Linked DNA regions of Homo sapiens: region 2 is linked to region 1. A link is an interaction called in ENCODE POLR2A ChIA-PET data of the cell type or tissue named here. Cell type or tissue: A673. All regions are shown on one strand.

Region 1 (8,000 bases):
AGAGACAGGGTTTCACCATGTTGGCCAGACTGGTCTTGAACTCCTGACCTCAGGTGATTCACCTGCCTCAGCCTCACAAAGTGCTGGGATTACAGGCATGAGCCACTGTGCTTGGCCGGCAATGTATCTTTTAATGTAACTTGATAATATTGTCCTCTGCCTCTGCAGCCTTCCCAGACATATTACTAAAATTAATTCAATTTTAGCAATCAAAACTGTAAATGAACTTAGTTATTCAGCAATCAATGAAATCTAAATGAAGAGTCACTGTTATCCAATTCCTCATGCATTCCCTTAAAATCTCTTTCTCTAGAAAAAGTCTTTAGATAAAGGCAGTTCACAAATATATGGCAACCCTAACTTATAACTTGATTATCATGTTATCACATCCCTATCTGGTTCACATAAATTATCTAACCTTTGTCAAATTAGAAAAATATTTGGATTCACATTTTTTAGGCTGAATTTCATGAATACTGTAATATACCTATTTTGTATTTTATAAGCTTAGATAGTAAAATCATTCAGGTAAATGACTATTCTTTAAAAGATGTGTTATGTTTAATAAAGTTTAATATTAAAATTCCTAAAAGTTAATTTTAAGTTCACTCCAGAGTTATGGAGCTATGTCTTCCTCTGTAAGAAATAATACAAAATGAATCCTGACTTTGTAGTGAAACAATTCCCTCGTTTTATTGTAGAAATATTTTGGGGGTGGTGACTCTGTGATTGCTTTGGAATTAAAGCAATCTGCTCATTATCTCATATTGGATATGAAAGCTGAAGGCAAGAATAATGCAAAGCACACATATAATTAGTAGGTTATATACCCAGAAGTAATCAGTTCTGTAAGACACACTTCTTCAATGTCCAATAAGCAGAAATGATTAGCAGCAATGAAAAAGAAATGTAAATGTTTTCCATTAACTTCTTTTCCTATTTCTGGTAGAAAAACCACAAATAAGTGATTCATTACAAACGTATTGGCAATGGTAAAACAAAGAAAAATTGTTAATGCAATCATTAAATTTATCTTACAAGTTTCTGTAATTGTTTAAAAACATAAATGGTGGTTATTATACGCCAAAACATCTCTTGTCATTCATTTTAAATATTTGTCAAAATCAATTTAATTCTGGAAGTCTATGTGAGAAAAGTCACAAGCCAACTGCTATTGTAAGTCGCAAACTTCTTAGAAGAGCTCTTTCATTACTAAGTAAAGTATACCATGATTGTATGATACTGGACATAGAGAAACAAGATTTGCCTTTCACTCTTTGTAATTTGACTTGTTTGTGCTTTTAAGTTACTCCAATTATTTTCTAACTTTCAACATTATTCTGATTAAGTCCTAGCTACAGAGTCTTCAAAAGACTTTTATAAGCCTAACTCTTAAATTGCTGCTTTCTTTGTTTTAGCAAGCACCAAGGAACTAATAAAACAAGTTTACTCATGTCAAATTTTAGATTAAAAACAGATTGCTCCTTTTATGTGATAACAGAGTTGAAGCAGGATGAAGTCACCTCAATTATCATTGTCCCTGGGTTTTATTGTACACTACTCATTTAAGACAAATAATTACCTAGGCCTCTTAGCTTGCAAGTGATTCACACATTATAAGTCTGTAATGTTCTGCATTTCTGCTCTCTTGCTAGTACAATTAAAGTTTATTGACAGTAAATATAGTAAATTTTAATTTTTGCCATATAAATACTTAGTGCTATGTTACTGACAGAAAGATGATTTCCCAAACCTTAGGAAATACTTATGCAATGTTTTATTTAAATATTAAAAATAGGAATATTCACTCCTACATTAACACTAGCATGTTATAATACTACCATGGTGTTAGGCTCTATAATAACCATTAGAGAATAATTTGGCATGAAAATAAATCATTAATTTTATTTCTCTGAAATAAAAAATACAACTCAAAAAGAATTAGGAAAAAACAAAGACAATATATTACATTATATATATTTTATATATATATAAATATATAAATATATTTAAATATATTATATAATATAATATATTATATATTTATATATTTATATATATATAAATATAATATATTTATATATTTATATATATATAAATATAATATATTTATATATTATAAAATATATAAATACATTATATATATTTATATATATATTTTATATATATATATATATATATATATATATATTAAAAAAAAGTAGTTTTTTTTTTTTTTGAGACAGAGTCTCACTCTGTCACCCAGGCTGGAGTGCAGTGGTGTGATTATGGCTCACTGCAGCCTCCACCTTCTGGGCTCAAGCACTCTACCTCAGCCTGATGAGTTGCTGGGACCACAAATTCATGCCATCAGTCCAGGCGTGTTTTTTTTTTTGTTTTTTTTTTGTTTTTTTTTTTTTTTTTTTACTTTTAGCAGAGAAGAGGTTTGGCTGTGTTGCCTAGGCTAGTCTCAAACTCCTGAGCTCAAGTCATCCGTCATCCTCCCACTTCAGCCTCTCGAAGTGCTAGGATTACAGACACGAGTCACTACACCCAGCCCAAAAACAATATTGATGGAACCCAAACACAATTTGAATATTGCCATTAACAATATAAAGAAAAACCTATAAATATTGGCTAAAGACTAACAATGAATTGTTTTTATAATTTTCTTCATCTCTCACAGGTGATACATGCACAATATGTTCACACACGAAGTCTTGGGTTATCTTTAAGAATAAAAATACTCATTAAAAAATTACAGAAAATGTATTACTCTAGAATGGGTGGGATTTGAGGCTTGGAACAACAAGGAAGCTACAACTAAACAAACAACTCAGTGGATGAAATGAATGTGTGTGATCAGCAAACAGCAAGGAAATGAAAAAACTAAAACAGAGGATTTGGAATGCTGACCAATGGGGTTATAAAATGAAATGCTAATTTTTTCACTACTATTAAAGCCAGCAAATGATCTTTTAAAAAATTTTAAAGCATAAATGGGTAAAGTCATGTGAAATAAAGGACAATTTCTTTTCTTTTTCTATATTCAGCATTTTAAATTCTTTAAAGTTGTATCCAAGTTAATATAAAACATATTTATTCAAAAATTTTATTTAACCTTGCTGTTACTAAAATATTTAAAGACACAGATAAAAGGTAGTGCCATATCTCTCTTAAAAATCTCATTCAAGATTCTGATTGCATGACATGTAGAATAATCATTAGATCTAGCAAGTGTTTATTTTCAAGCTAGAACTCAAATTTTCCATTTTAATTTTTAACATATTTATCGGCTAAAGGGATAAAAACAATAACAAGTTTACAATAATTGTATGATGATAAAATCACAGCTAATAGTTTGTTAAAGCCAAATTAATGCTATAACATCTGTTTCTTATCAGCAGAAAATAAGAGTTTTTACACTATATTTTTAATTCAGTAGAGAATATATGCTTTGTTCTCAATTTTTTTCAAGCATTGTCTTAGATGAGAAAAGGCAATTTTCCAGAGATTCCTGTTCAAACATAACTTCTACAGAATATGTTCATAAGTCAAAACTCACTAGATTAATTCATGGAGACAACACTGCATAATTGAAACTCTTGTCATTGCAATCACTGATTAAAACTATTTTCTTGGCTATATTTTTGTGAAATAAAAAAGGAACTTTTAGAATAGGTGAAGAAGACTTCTAAATATATAGTAAAGATACTTTGCTCAAAGAATTTAAAATGGAATGAACTGCATAAAACTGATATATCAGATCATTATTTTACTTAGAAAAAAGGGAATTTAATATGGTTCTATCTAAAAATAAAGTGTGAGTAAGATAATACCATAAAAGGAATTGTGCTGAAGAAAAATAGTGAGAGGTGAAGCCAGTTGGACTTCCTGGGTCGAGTGGGGACTTCGAGAACTTTTCTGTCTAGCTATAGGATCGTAAATGCACCAATCAGCGCTCTGTGTCTAACTAAAGGATTGTAAATGCACCAATCAGCACTCTTTAAAAATGCACCAATCAGCACTCTGCGTCTAGCTAAAGGATTGTAAATGCACCATTCAGCACTCTGTCTAGCTAAAGGATTGTAAATGCACCAATCATCACTCTGTAAAAACGCACCAATCAGCACTCTGTGTCTAGCTAAAGGATTGTAAATGCACAAATCAGCACTCTGTAAAAACACCCCAATCAGCACTCTGTGTCTAGCTAAAGGATTGTAAACACACCAATCAGCACTCTGCAAAAACGCACCAATCAGTGCTCTGTGTCTAGCTAAAGGTTTGTAAATGCACCAATCAGCAATCTGTAAAACGAACCAATCAGCTCTCTGTAAAATGGACCAATCAGCACTCTGTAAAATGGACCAATCAGCAGGACATGAGCAGGGACAAATAAGGGAATAAAAGCTGGCCACCCCAGCCAGAAGCAGCAACCCACTCAGGTCCCCTTCCATGCTGTGGAAGCTTTGTTCTTCTGCTCTTCACAATAAATCTTGCTATTGCTCACTTTTTGTGTCCGCACTACCTTTATGAGCTGTAACACTTACCACAGGGGTCTGCGGCTTCATTCCTGAAGTCAGCGAAACTAAGAACCCACTGGGAGGAACAAACTACTCCAGACGTGCCACCTTTAAGAGCTGTAACACTCACTGTGAGGATCTGCAGCTTCACTCCTGAAGTCAGTGAGACCAGGAACCCACCAGAAGGAAGAAACTCCAGACACATCTGAACATCTGAAGTAACAAACTCCAGACACACCATCTTTAAGAGCTGTAACGCTCACTGTGAAGGTCCGTGGCTTCATTCTTGAAGTCAGCAAGACCAAGAACCCACCGGAAGGAAAAAATTCCAGACACAGTGGGATATGACATCCTAACTCAATATATGAACCTATAGGGGTCTAACATTCATAGGTTTCTGTGTATTCAGTGGAAAAATTGAGAGGATTCATCATTCAATTATCTTTTCTTTCCTCCTTTTTCTTGACCCTCTGCTTCATAGAGAGGGCTTGGAGGTAGGATCCAGAGTGAGCCTCTGTTAGAAGCATTGAGAGAGAAGCCAGAAGGTCCAGTCCTGCTGGCAGTAGCAAGGGGCCAAGACCACTAGGCCTGCCTGTGTTCTCACAAGCCCCACTACCATCTCTAGATTTTCTCATCACCCAGTCTTGAAAAATCTGTGCCTGCCCCTTCAGTAGCTTTGCCATTTCTTGATTCCTTTCCTCTGTGGGTGTTCTGGCACTGGCCCTTTTTCCCACCTCTCCTTCTTTTCTGGGATGCTGCTGCTGTTGCTATCTCCTCTATCCTTCCATCCTTGGCATCTGGCCCTTAATCCTCAGACTGGGTGGGAGCCCATCCCTTGTCTTTTGGGATTTGCAAACTCCTACCCTGAACCCACATGAAAGTGACTGCTTTCCTGCTTCTGGGGATCTCTTTGGCACTTCCCAGGAACTCCTCCACCTGGAGCAGTAACTCCAGGCTGCTTCAGGCTGCATGCTTGCACAAAAGCTGGTGGTTCAGGTCAAGAAAGTCTGTAAACTGCCCCAGCAAAATGATACCAGGGTCTGAAAAGCTCAAGATGCTGACCTTGGCAGAAAATTGGGATATTATTATTTCGAACATAAAATAGCAATCCTAAATGCTTGATATTTACGTACCAAGAGACTTAGAAATAATCATACATACAGTGAATCCTTTTGAATCTCTGCCATTATGTAAAGTGATAAAGATTGATTAGAACTGGCCAGGTGTGGTGGCTCACGCTTGTAATACCAGCACTTTGGGAGTTCCAGGCGGGCAGATCACTTGAGGTCAGGAGTTCAAGACCAGCCTGGGCAACATGGTAAAACCCCGTCGCTACTAAAAATACAAAAATTAGCTGAGTGTGGTGGCACCCTGTCTCTACTAAAAATACAAAAATTAGCTGAGCGTGGTGGTGGGTGCCTGTAATCCCATCTACTTGGGAGGGTGAGGCAGGAGAATCACTTGAATCTTGGAAGCAGAGGTTGCATTGAGCCAAGATTGAGTCACTGTACTCCTGCCTGTCCTGGAGAGTGAAACTCTGTCTAAAAAATAAAAAATAAATAAATAAAAGATTGACTATAATTTCCTAGAAGTGGTCCTTCATAAAAGGGGCTTAAAATTCCTTTTTTGGGTGCTTCCTTGCAGACATCTACTAAAAAGTCTCTAGATCTTCCAATATTTTCACAAATAAACTTCATTAAAGTATATATCTATACCTATATATATCTATATCTATAAAGTATATATCTATATGTATATATAGATATATCATAAAGATTTATCTGTTATTGCTTAGGAGATTGGAAAAAACCTGTCCTGACCATAATATTAAATAGCTCTGGAAAACGCATACCATATTTGGTTCTTTTTAACTTATCTTTGGATTGGCATCTCTTTAATTACCTCCCAACTTATTTCTTGGAGCAGCTAGGCCTAAATGGATGTAGTCTATTTAAAATAGTCATGTGATATTCTGTGATATTCCTCTGTTTAGGTAAAATAAGTTGATAATTATATCTTTTATTTTTATTTTTTTCTTGAGACGGAGTTTCACTCTTGTTTCCCAGGCTGGAGTGCAATGGCGTGACCTTGGCTCACTGCAACTTCTGCCTCCCAGGTTCAAGTGATTCTCTCGCCTCAGCCTCCCAAGTAGCTGGGATTTTCTGTCTACTTGAATGTCTGTTGGGAATAACTAACTGTTCCATCTCCCCAAACATACTTTTTAATCAGTTTTTCCCATATTAATTAATAGCAAGATCAGCCATCCATTTGCTCAGACCAAAGAGTAAGAAGTCATTCCTATTTCTAACCCAATATAACCACAAGTCGTGCCAGTTCTATCTCCAAAATAGATTATGAAATAGACACATTATTTCCAGTACCATTCATATTATACTACTTAAGAAGAAAATGAGAGACTCTTAATTCTTTAAAGTGTAAAATAAATTAAACACACCCCTTTGAAGCCCTAAAATTATATCCTTTTGTAATTAGAATTAAATATACACTTATACTGTGACCGATAAAAACTATCAGGAGAATATACACTTATACTGTGACCTATAAAAACTATCAGGAGAACGAGACCATCCTGGCTAACACAGTGAAACCCTGTGTCTACTAAAAATACAAAAAATTAACCTGGTGTGGTGGCAGGTGCCTGTAGTCCCAGCTACTCGGGAGGCTGGGGCAGGAGAATCGCCTGTACCCGGGAGGCGGGGCTTGCAGTGAGCCAAGATCACGCCCCTGCAGTCCAGCCTGGGCAACAGAGCGAGGCTCCATCTCAAAATTAAAATAAACTAAAATAAAACCTATCTTATGATCTTGTCTCTGGGTTCCACTCTGAACTTATGTCCTATCACTCTTTCTTTGATTTTTATTCTTTGGATGTTTTCCTATTTTGTAATTATGACTAGTTATTCCTGCCTAAGAATACCTAGACCATGCCTGCCTTAAATGTTTTATAGAATCTAGTATCAAAAATCTAAGCTCTACAATACTATATTATTGTACAAGTTTATGCATGGGCCTTCAAATGAATTGTCAGCAAGGAGAAATCGAAGCTAAGTTTCTTGATAATGCAACAATTGCTCTACTCAGAATCTGAAACACATAGACTGTGCATTCCTATTGTCTTATAATCAAGTACAATTATATAAATGAAGATTTTAATAAACATTAAAAAACTTAACCAGTAAAACAGCATTAGTTGATTCTGTGACTAACATTAATCCCACTGTTTATAAAAAGTATTATCTAAGCTTGTCTTCCTATAAAAATCCTCAATTGTTTTTCAATAAAGGTGAATATAAATTTTAAAATACGCCAATAGAGCTATGATTACAAATACATTGACCTAAAATTATCTATGATTTTTATTTTGCTTTTCAAGTGAAAAAAATAAAAGGAACAAACACATAAACCAAAAAAGGGGGACCTCCTCTTTCAGCTTTAGAGTGCTCCCCTCCCTCTGTCTCTGTATGGGGGAGCTTCTTCCTT
Region 2 (8,000 bases), 370 kb after region 1:
ATATTAAATATGTCTATCACACTAATATCTTGGCAACAACCCTAAGAGAACAATTAACCCCCTTCCCACTCCCAGCTGAAAGGAAGAAGCAAACATCATGGTGGCAGCCAACACGTAGCTTAAAAAGGCATATAACAACGAAAAAGTAAGGAATTTAATGTTACTACTCTCTTCTAATGTGAATTTGGAAAAGATGCAAGGAAGGGAGCACAGAATGATGTAACTGAAAATTTACTGTCTGAACAAGTTTTTTTTAAATTTGAAATATTTTGAATTTGCATTTAAATTTTAAGAATTTGTTGAGTCATACATTTTATGAAAATATAAAATAAAATTTTAAGAATGTGTATTATCATGCTCTTGTTCTTTATACTGTTGAATAATAATTCTAACTAGCACACTAACTAATGTCAATAAAAATTCAATTTTTTCCTGAACCATTTTTTATTAAATTAGCTCTATATTTGCTATATGCCAATCCATTTATATTTTGGGTTTCTTTTAGAAGTTATATGAAAGTTTTTATGTCCCCTTTTTCCTCCTAGGATTTTAATACACTTTACTATATTAAAACTTTCATCCTAAAATAATTTTTACAGCTTCTCTGCTTAGAAAAATTGTAATTGTTCTGTTAATAAATCCAACTAAAATTAGAAAGTGAAAAATTTAACTAACAAATAATTTTTGTTACTAGTTATTTTGAGAAAGCATCAACCCTAAGAGTTTACAAAACTAAATATATGATAAGGAAAAAAATGTTTTATCAGCGTTGGGGAGATAATTTCTTCATTGCTACCATTTACATGAGGCTGGAATAAATTTTCTGGCTAGAATCTGAAAAGATTCATTCTATCATAACTGTGCTTGATCTTTCGAATTATGAAATGCCTCATTTTCTGTCAAAAATAAGTTTGAATCATTTTATTGTCACAAAAGTAAACAAAAATCACTAGTATTTTGTCATTCGGCATGAGAATATCTATCCTATAGAGGTAATTAGGATTTGCTGAAAACAATGTATTTAATGTGTAGATATATAATTTTCATATGTAATATTTATATATTATATCACATAAAATATTTAATAATTAAATTCATATATATTATACAATAAATGGGAACTTTACATTCAATGTTTTCCTATAGGACACTTTTACTATTCTTCCCTCTCTCACTGCTTCCTTCTTTCTTTCTCTTTAAATTATTTCCAAAGTTACATGGTCCCTATAACAGGCTGAATCCTCAGATGACCCCCAAGAATCCTGCTCTGTGTTCAGGCTGTGTGTAATCCCCTCCCCTTGAGTGGGTATGGGTCATATGAATACACTGTAGTTTCATTCCCAGAAGTATGTTATTTTCTGCTGTTTGGAAGATATTTTGCAGATATAATTAATATCTCAAATCAGTTGACTTTGATGTAATGAAAAGGGAGATTATCCTGGTTGAGCCTGATCTAATTGGGTGAATCTTTCAAAAGTCAGAGAGATTCAAATCGGCAAAGATGCTCTTCTGTTGGCCTGGAACAAAGCAGTCATGTTGTCAACTGTCTACGGAGGAAGCTATATGGCTAGGACCCCAGAATGGCCTCTAGGTTTGGAGAGCAACCCCAGGCTGTTGGCCAGTAAGAAAATGGGGATCCTTGTCCTACAGCTGCAAGAAGCTGAATTCTTCCAACAACCTAACTGAGCTTAGAAGAGGACATCAGTCACCAGATGAGAACTCAGCACTGGCTGATATCTCAGTTTCAGTTTTGTGAGACACTCTGAGCAGGATCTAGCCATGCTATACCTGTACCTCTAACCCATGGGAATTGACATAGTAAAGACATGGGGGGGGGTTTGACCCATTAAATTTGTGATAATTTATTACACAGTAATACAAAACAAATACAATCCCAATGCTTTATCTAAGTCATAGAAATTCTGTTCTCTAGGAAAGAAACCATAATTATATAGTTTTAGGAAAATTTACTAATTCTTATTTCTATCCAATGGAGAACAATCACTGATAAACTTGTTACTTGCTGAAAGACAGTGATAACTTTATACTACTCCTTTATATCAGTCTATCTAAATACCCTCAGAGATATGTCATATTAGTCTATGTTATATAGAACATAAAGTTGCTTTTTTTAATCTGTCTTATCAGTCTTATCATATAACTGTCATATGCAAAAATAAATAAATGGAACACTAAAAAGTTAATGCAGGCAAGTCAAGCTCCTAAATTCATAGAGGTTGAAATTCCTAAAAGGACTCACACATTCACAGCAATCAGGAATATCATATACCTCCTTTAAGCTATTTGTGGATTTCCATTAATATGAGGGAACCTAGTTCCCACATGGAAATGGAGATAGATTCTAAGAAATATTTTCACAGGCCCGGGTGCAATGGCTCACGCCTGTAATCCTAGCACTCTAGAAGGCCGAGGCTGGCAGAACGCTTAAGATTGGGAGTTTGAGACCAGCCTGATCAACATGGTGAAACCCCATCTCTACTAAAAATACAAAAATTAGCCAGGTTTGGTGGTTCATGCCTGTAATCCCAGCTACTTGGTGGCTGAGGCAGGAGAATTGTTTGAACCCGGGAGGTGGAGGTTGCAGTGAGCCAAGATCAGACCACAGCATTCCAGCATGGGCGACAGAATGAGACTCCACCTCAAAAAAAAAAAAAAAATCATATAGTAAAATGGAGATTACAAGCAGCAATAAGCAGCAATATGAACCTCAACAAAGCTTCAGGAAGAATAATCTCTACACATGGAAAGCAGACTCAAAACCTGAGAAAGTCATGATTCCCACATCCCCTTTTTGTTCAGAAAAGGGGATATATGACGAGCTCTTCTATATTCATGAGGTGTTAATCTTTCCTGAACAAAGCTTTGCTAAATACATGTCCACCTCAGTATTTCTTTCAGCTTGTAGATAATCAACGATTAATTTGAATAGTTACTTTATATATTGAGAACCAATTCCTTCAAAATAACTGCTTTCTTACTCCTTTTTTCTCCTCTTAACCAATGAACATTAATTGAGCATCCAGACACTGCAGAGCACCATAAAAATAGAAATAAAGAAATACATTATAAGTAATCAAGTCTTTGAATGGTGCTATGTGCTATTTCCTTACCTTTAGCTTTAAAAATCCAAATTGTTTTTATCAATATAGACTTTTATAAGATTAAAGGCCGTGGACAAGGAGGAGAGTTTAAATGAAACCTGATAGATTACTGTCCAGTATAAAAAAAAAAAGTCTTATGGGAACTCACTTTGAATGAAAATCAATGCACACTCACATAGCATAAATAATAATGAGATTTACTGTGATGCGACAGCATGCTTTGGCATTGTGCTGTCAGAGGCGGAGAGAACTCATGGCTTTCTGCCAATCAAGCTGAGCTTAAAGGGCATGTCGCAATGTTCAGATCATGTTACATTAATGAAAAGATTACACAAAAGAGAAACAGATATCCCTGTTTCAATATTCTATGAAAAATTATAAAATACTCCTTTTCACCTCCCCCTCCTTGGTTTGTGTGATCTTTCTTCTGATTTCTATATATAAAGCTAGAAAGCACCATAAAGATTTTAAAAATAATCAACTTTGGCAACTAATCCTATTTAACTAAAATAAAAGAAGTATAGATAATCATCTAAAAACTTCTGATGGGAAAATTAGAAGAAGATGACAAAACCAGTGTAAATTTCTGTGGAGGTTTTCAAACCCCAAACCTGAACTTTAGATGATTTGAGAATTATAAAGTGGTGAAGCCTCCTCAGAGAACTCACCCTGTATACACAGTATTGAGTTATGATATATCTTAGAGTACAATACCATAGAGTGGAGGAGATAATTTATAATTAAAATCACATATTTCCAATAGAATTATGAATCTTCAAGGTCTTCAATGGATATTTTAATTCACACATTCATTCAGCAAGAACATTTTTATGGGACTATTGTATTCATAGCACTGCCCAGAATTATAATATTGGAGGGAGGCAGAAGCAGTAAAGACTATTTTCATCCTGCAGAGCCTACCATGTATGTGAGATGGCAGATAAAAAAAATATATAAACAAAAAATCAGTAAACCCCACCTTGCTGCTACAGTGCAGTGGAAAGCAAATGGAGAATAAGTGTGTGTCCGTATAGCACCAGTTATCTGGACAGACAAACAAAACGTCACATAATCAACCAGATGATGATATATGCAATGGCAAACTGCCACATGCACCAAAGCTTCCAAATTGTTTATTTTTTTTCTGTAAAGTTTAGAGTCATCTAGACAATAAATTTCAACAAATTGGATCAGCTAGGCTAAAAATTTATGTATATGTGAAGTATGCTGGCAAGTTAACAATGCCTGTCGTAAAAGAACTGGAATCTCTGTACTTGAAAAATATTGACAAAATGCCCAAGGAAGAAAGGGCAGCATGAGCTCTGTGTATTGGCTTGGAATTGGACATATCAGTATGGATTCATGGGAAGAGAGAGAGACAGAGCACTGTAAGTGTGTGTGACACATAGGTGAATAATGTACAGTGTTGCAATTAAGGAACACAGTCTAATGTGGAAAATATAATGAGGGAAACCTTAACAATAATAGAGAATGACAAAGTTAGAAGAGAGGGAAACAGAAAGCACTGTAGAAGCAGATAATTAGAACAACTAACCAAGTAAAAGGGGAAAAGAGGGCTCAGGGATCATTCAAATAAAAAACAAAAAGATGCCTCGGTGAAGTCTGGATGGACTCAAGTCAGAGCTGAGAAATGGTTGGGGATATTTGTTGCTGATGGGCAATGGTGCTCTAGGTAGAAGGAAACATATATGCAAAAGTGCATAGTTAATGCCATAGCCTGTTCCATTTGAAACACTGCAGAAAGGGATGAAAATGTGGGAAGAAGCAACAGAAAGGTACTAAAGGGCCAGTAAATCAAGCTCAGTATTTAACTTTTCCAGTGAAGTCAAAGAGGGTCATAAGAGTACTGAAGAAGGGGTGTGTCATAGTCAGGTTCAATTCACAGACATCTCTCTGGCAGCAGAGGCTTAGAAAGAGGTAAGACTGAAGCTAGAAGGGAAGTTTAGGGCTGTTACAGCTTATCCAGGTGATAAATAATGAGGATCTAAGCAACAATAAGTGGTTCTGGAATAGAAAGGAGAGAAGGAGAGACTTGCTATATGTATTATTTTACAGTATTTAATGTTTGATTTCATGTAGAGGTGAGAGTCAAGGAATGGAAAACGAGTCCCATTTTCCTGACTCATGCCATTCTTTGGATGGCGGTCCTATTAAAATGATAAAGAATGTAGAGAAAGAAGGAAGTTATAAGAGGAAGATTATGACTGTTGGCCAATACCTAAGCAAAATGCGATAGAAATGCACAGAATGAACAGAAATCAGAATATAGGCTACAACCGCCAGGTGCGGTGGTTCACGCCTGTAATCCAAGCACTTTGGGAGGCTGAAGCAGGCAGATAACCTGAGGCCAGGAGTTCAAGATGAGCCTGGCCAACACGGTGAAACCCTATCTCTACTAAAAATACAAAAATTAGCTGGGTGTGGTGGTGAATGCCTATAATCCCAGCTACTCGGGAGGCTGAGGCAGGAGAATTGCTTGAACCTGGGAGGTGGAGGTTGCAGTGAGCTGAGATCACACCACTGCATTCCAGCCTGGGCAACAGCAAGACTCTGTCTTGAAAAAAAAGGAAAAAGAATATGGGCTACAACATGGAAGTCTAAGTGTAGGTATGCTGCAAAACTATTACTTTATCCATAATAAAATATGCTACTATCTCAGTTAATTGATTTCCAATGGATTTTGTATTGTAACAGATTCAAAATTTAAATGCAAAATTGGCTTTCAGAGGCTATTGAGGTAAAATATATTTTTGTCAAATTGCCAAATTCATTGTCAAACACCATCACAAACATCATCAAGAATATTCCATTTTCGAAGTAATTACTGTTTTAAAATGTTAAAATACAGAAAATATGTACCACACAACTGTGTCTAGGATTCAGATGAATTCCCCTACTTAAATGTATGACAGTGCGTATGGTTTTCTGAACATATATTTTACAAAATCTACGTCTATATAATATGAATCATACTACTTATTCAGGTTATCTTTTATCTGTCTCTCCATCTGCCCATTCATCTATCTACTGACATAACTATTTAAAATCAGGAGTTATAATACAAAAGTTTTTCACTAAAGATCAGCATGATAAAGAGTCTAGAGTCTCAAAAATCCAATGAGCAGTACCTTCCCAGGAATCATAGGGAAATGATGTACTTATTATGGAACTTTTAAATTAGATTATACATAAGTTGATACCATTAAATAAACTAATTTGATTCACTGATACCTAAAAAACTTTGCAAAATACTGTCATATTTACCCAAATTTAAGAAATGTTGAGTTATCTTTCTCTTGAATCTTCGAAATACAGTTAGAGTATAGTTAGGGTGTAGATATGAACAATGCCAGAAATGTTTACCTAAATACCTTATTTCAATGATTTGGTCTTCCAAAAGTAACTACTTTGTTGTTTCAGAAATTTTTTCAAGAAGTGTTACAGAACATCAGAGATAACTAGATATTTCATTACAGACATGTTTTGAAGGAACGATTTCACACTAAGAATGAAGAAAACAAAAATCCAGTCATCTCAAACGGACAAAACCTGAGGGTGTCCGAAAGGAAAAAAAAAACAGGTTATAAAACCTTTTCACTTCATTTTTGACATGTTTTAAGTCATTTGTCTGGACTCCTGATGGGCTTAAACCTAAGGAGACCTGGAACTTTAAAAAGAAGAAAATATTTTTCTTTCCATCTTTCATTACTTCAGACTGAAACGGCAAAGTGCCCATGAAGGTGAGTGCCAGAAGCAGCATTAAAAAATTGGCTCTTGTTAAATGCCTTCAAAGAAACCTCTGTTTTCATCAGGAAATGGCAATTACATGGATAACATGGACTGCCAAGGTTTATTCTGAAGAAGAGGGATGGTCCATATTGTGGATATTTTCCTTATGTTTATTAACACTTCATAAACAGTCAGGTCTGATAGAAGCATATGACAAAAATTAGGATAGATAAGACCCAGAACTATACATACTGCTGTTTTTTTATCCCTATAGTTTTTACTCCTCCTGTAGTAACACAACTAATACCAATATGCATGTATTTATTTTGACAAAGTCTTGCAATCAACTAGGATAAAAAAATGCTTTGGTTCATTTTTCTACTAACCTTTTTCTTCATTATTTATTTAACAATTCATTTTTCAATCTCCCTTTTAAGTGAATACACCAACTGTATGAGTGAAATAATTTTCTTCATTTAATCTGAAGCTTTTACTTATTGTTTTTATGACCCTGAATGATCTTAGACATGTGTACTTCGCCTCAGATGAAAGGCAGTATAGCACTGTTTTAGATTCGAATTTCCTGTATTATCTGTGTGACAGTGAAGAAATTAATTAAACTCTTTATGCATCAGTCTTCTCATCTGTCAAGTGGGTTTGATAATAATAGTACTTTTTTTCTCAAGGGCTGTTATTATAATACAATAAATTAACATATTTATCAATGAGTTAATATATGTTGTTTTTATATGTTATAAAGAAACATTATGAAGACTACATAAGTGTTTCATAATGCTTAAATATTCTAACCTTAATGGGAAACTCAGTGTTTCCTGCTCTTTGATTCCATTTTCAAAGAAGAAATGCTGTTAAATAAAGGCTTTGAAGGAAAACAATAAATCTACTTAAGTAGATATAAGAGTTTTCAGGGGAGTAAGTAAAGATTTTACTTTTTACTATTATTATTATTTTGAGACAGAGTCTTGCTCTGTAACCCAGGCTGGAGTGCAGTAGCATGATCTCAGCTCACCACAACCTCTGTCTCCTGTGTTCAAGCGATTTTCCTGCCTCTGCCTTCTGAGTAACTGGGACTACAGGCGCCTGCCACCACGCCTGGCTAACTTTTTA

What was found. ChIA-PET counts read pairs that join two places held together with the same protein. Peaks named below come from ENCODE experiments on the same cell type or tissue, not always from the same donor. Only the 100,000 strongest peaks of a DNase experiment are listed, where the experiment ranks them.
Region 2: POLR2A ChIA-PET joins it to region 1 with 10 read pairs; 2 of 35 experiments call an interaction of 5 or more read pairs at or near these places.

What each region holds. Positions count from the first base shown.
Region 1 is chr2:211,858,965-211,866,964 of GRCh38, forward strand. The region is part of intron 3 of ERBB4 (erb-b2 receptor tyrosine kinase 4); the gene reads right to left. Among named protein-coding and RNA genes, the nearest start is that of MIR548F2, 560 kb to the right of the region's middle. In A673, no CTCF peak of the experiment used is centred here; a DNase peak (open chromatin) is centred at 1,527.
Region 2 is chr2:212,224,583-212,232,582 of GRCh38, forward strand. The region is part of intron 1 of ERBB4 (erb-b2 receptor tyrosine kinase 4); the gene reads right to left. Among named protein-coding and RNA genes, the nearest start is that of MIR548F2, 200 kb to the right of the region's middle. In A673, no CTCF peak of the experiment used is centred here; a DNase peak (open chromatin) is centred at 3,379; H3K4me3 peaks cover 927 bases; H3K27ac peaks cover 3,336 bases.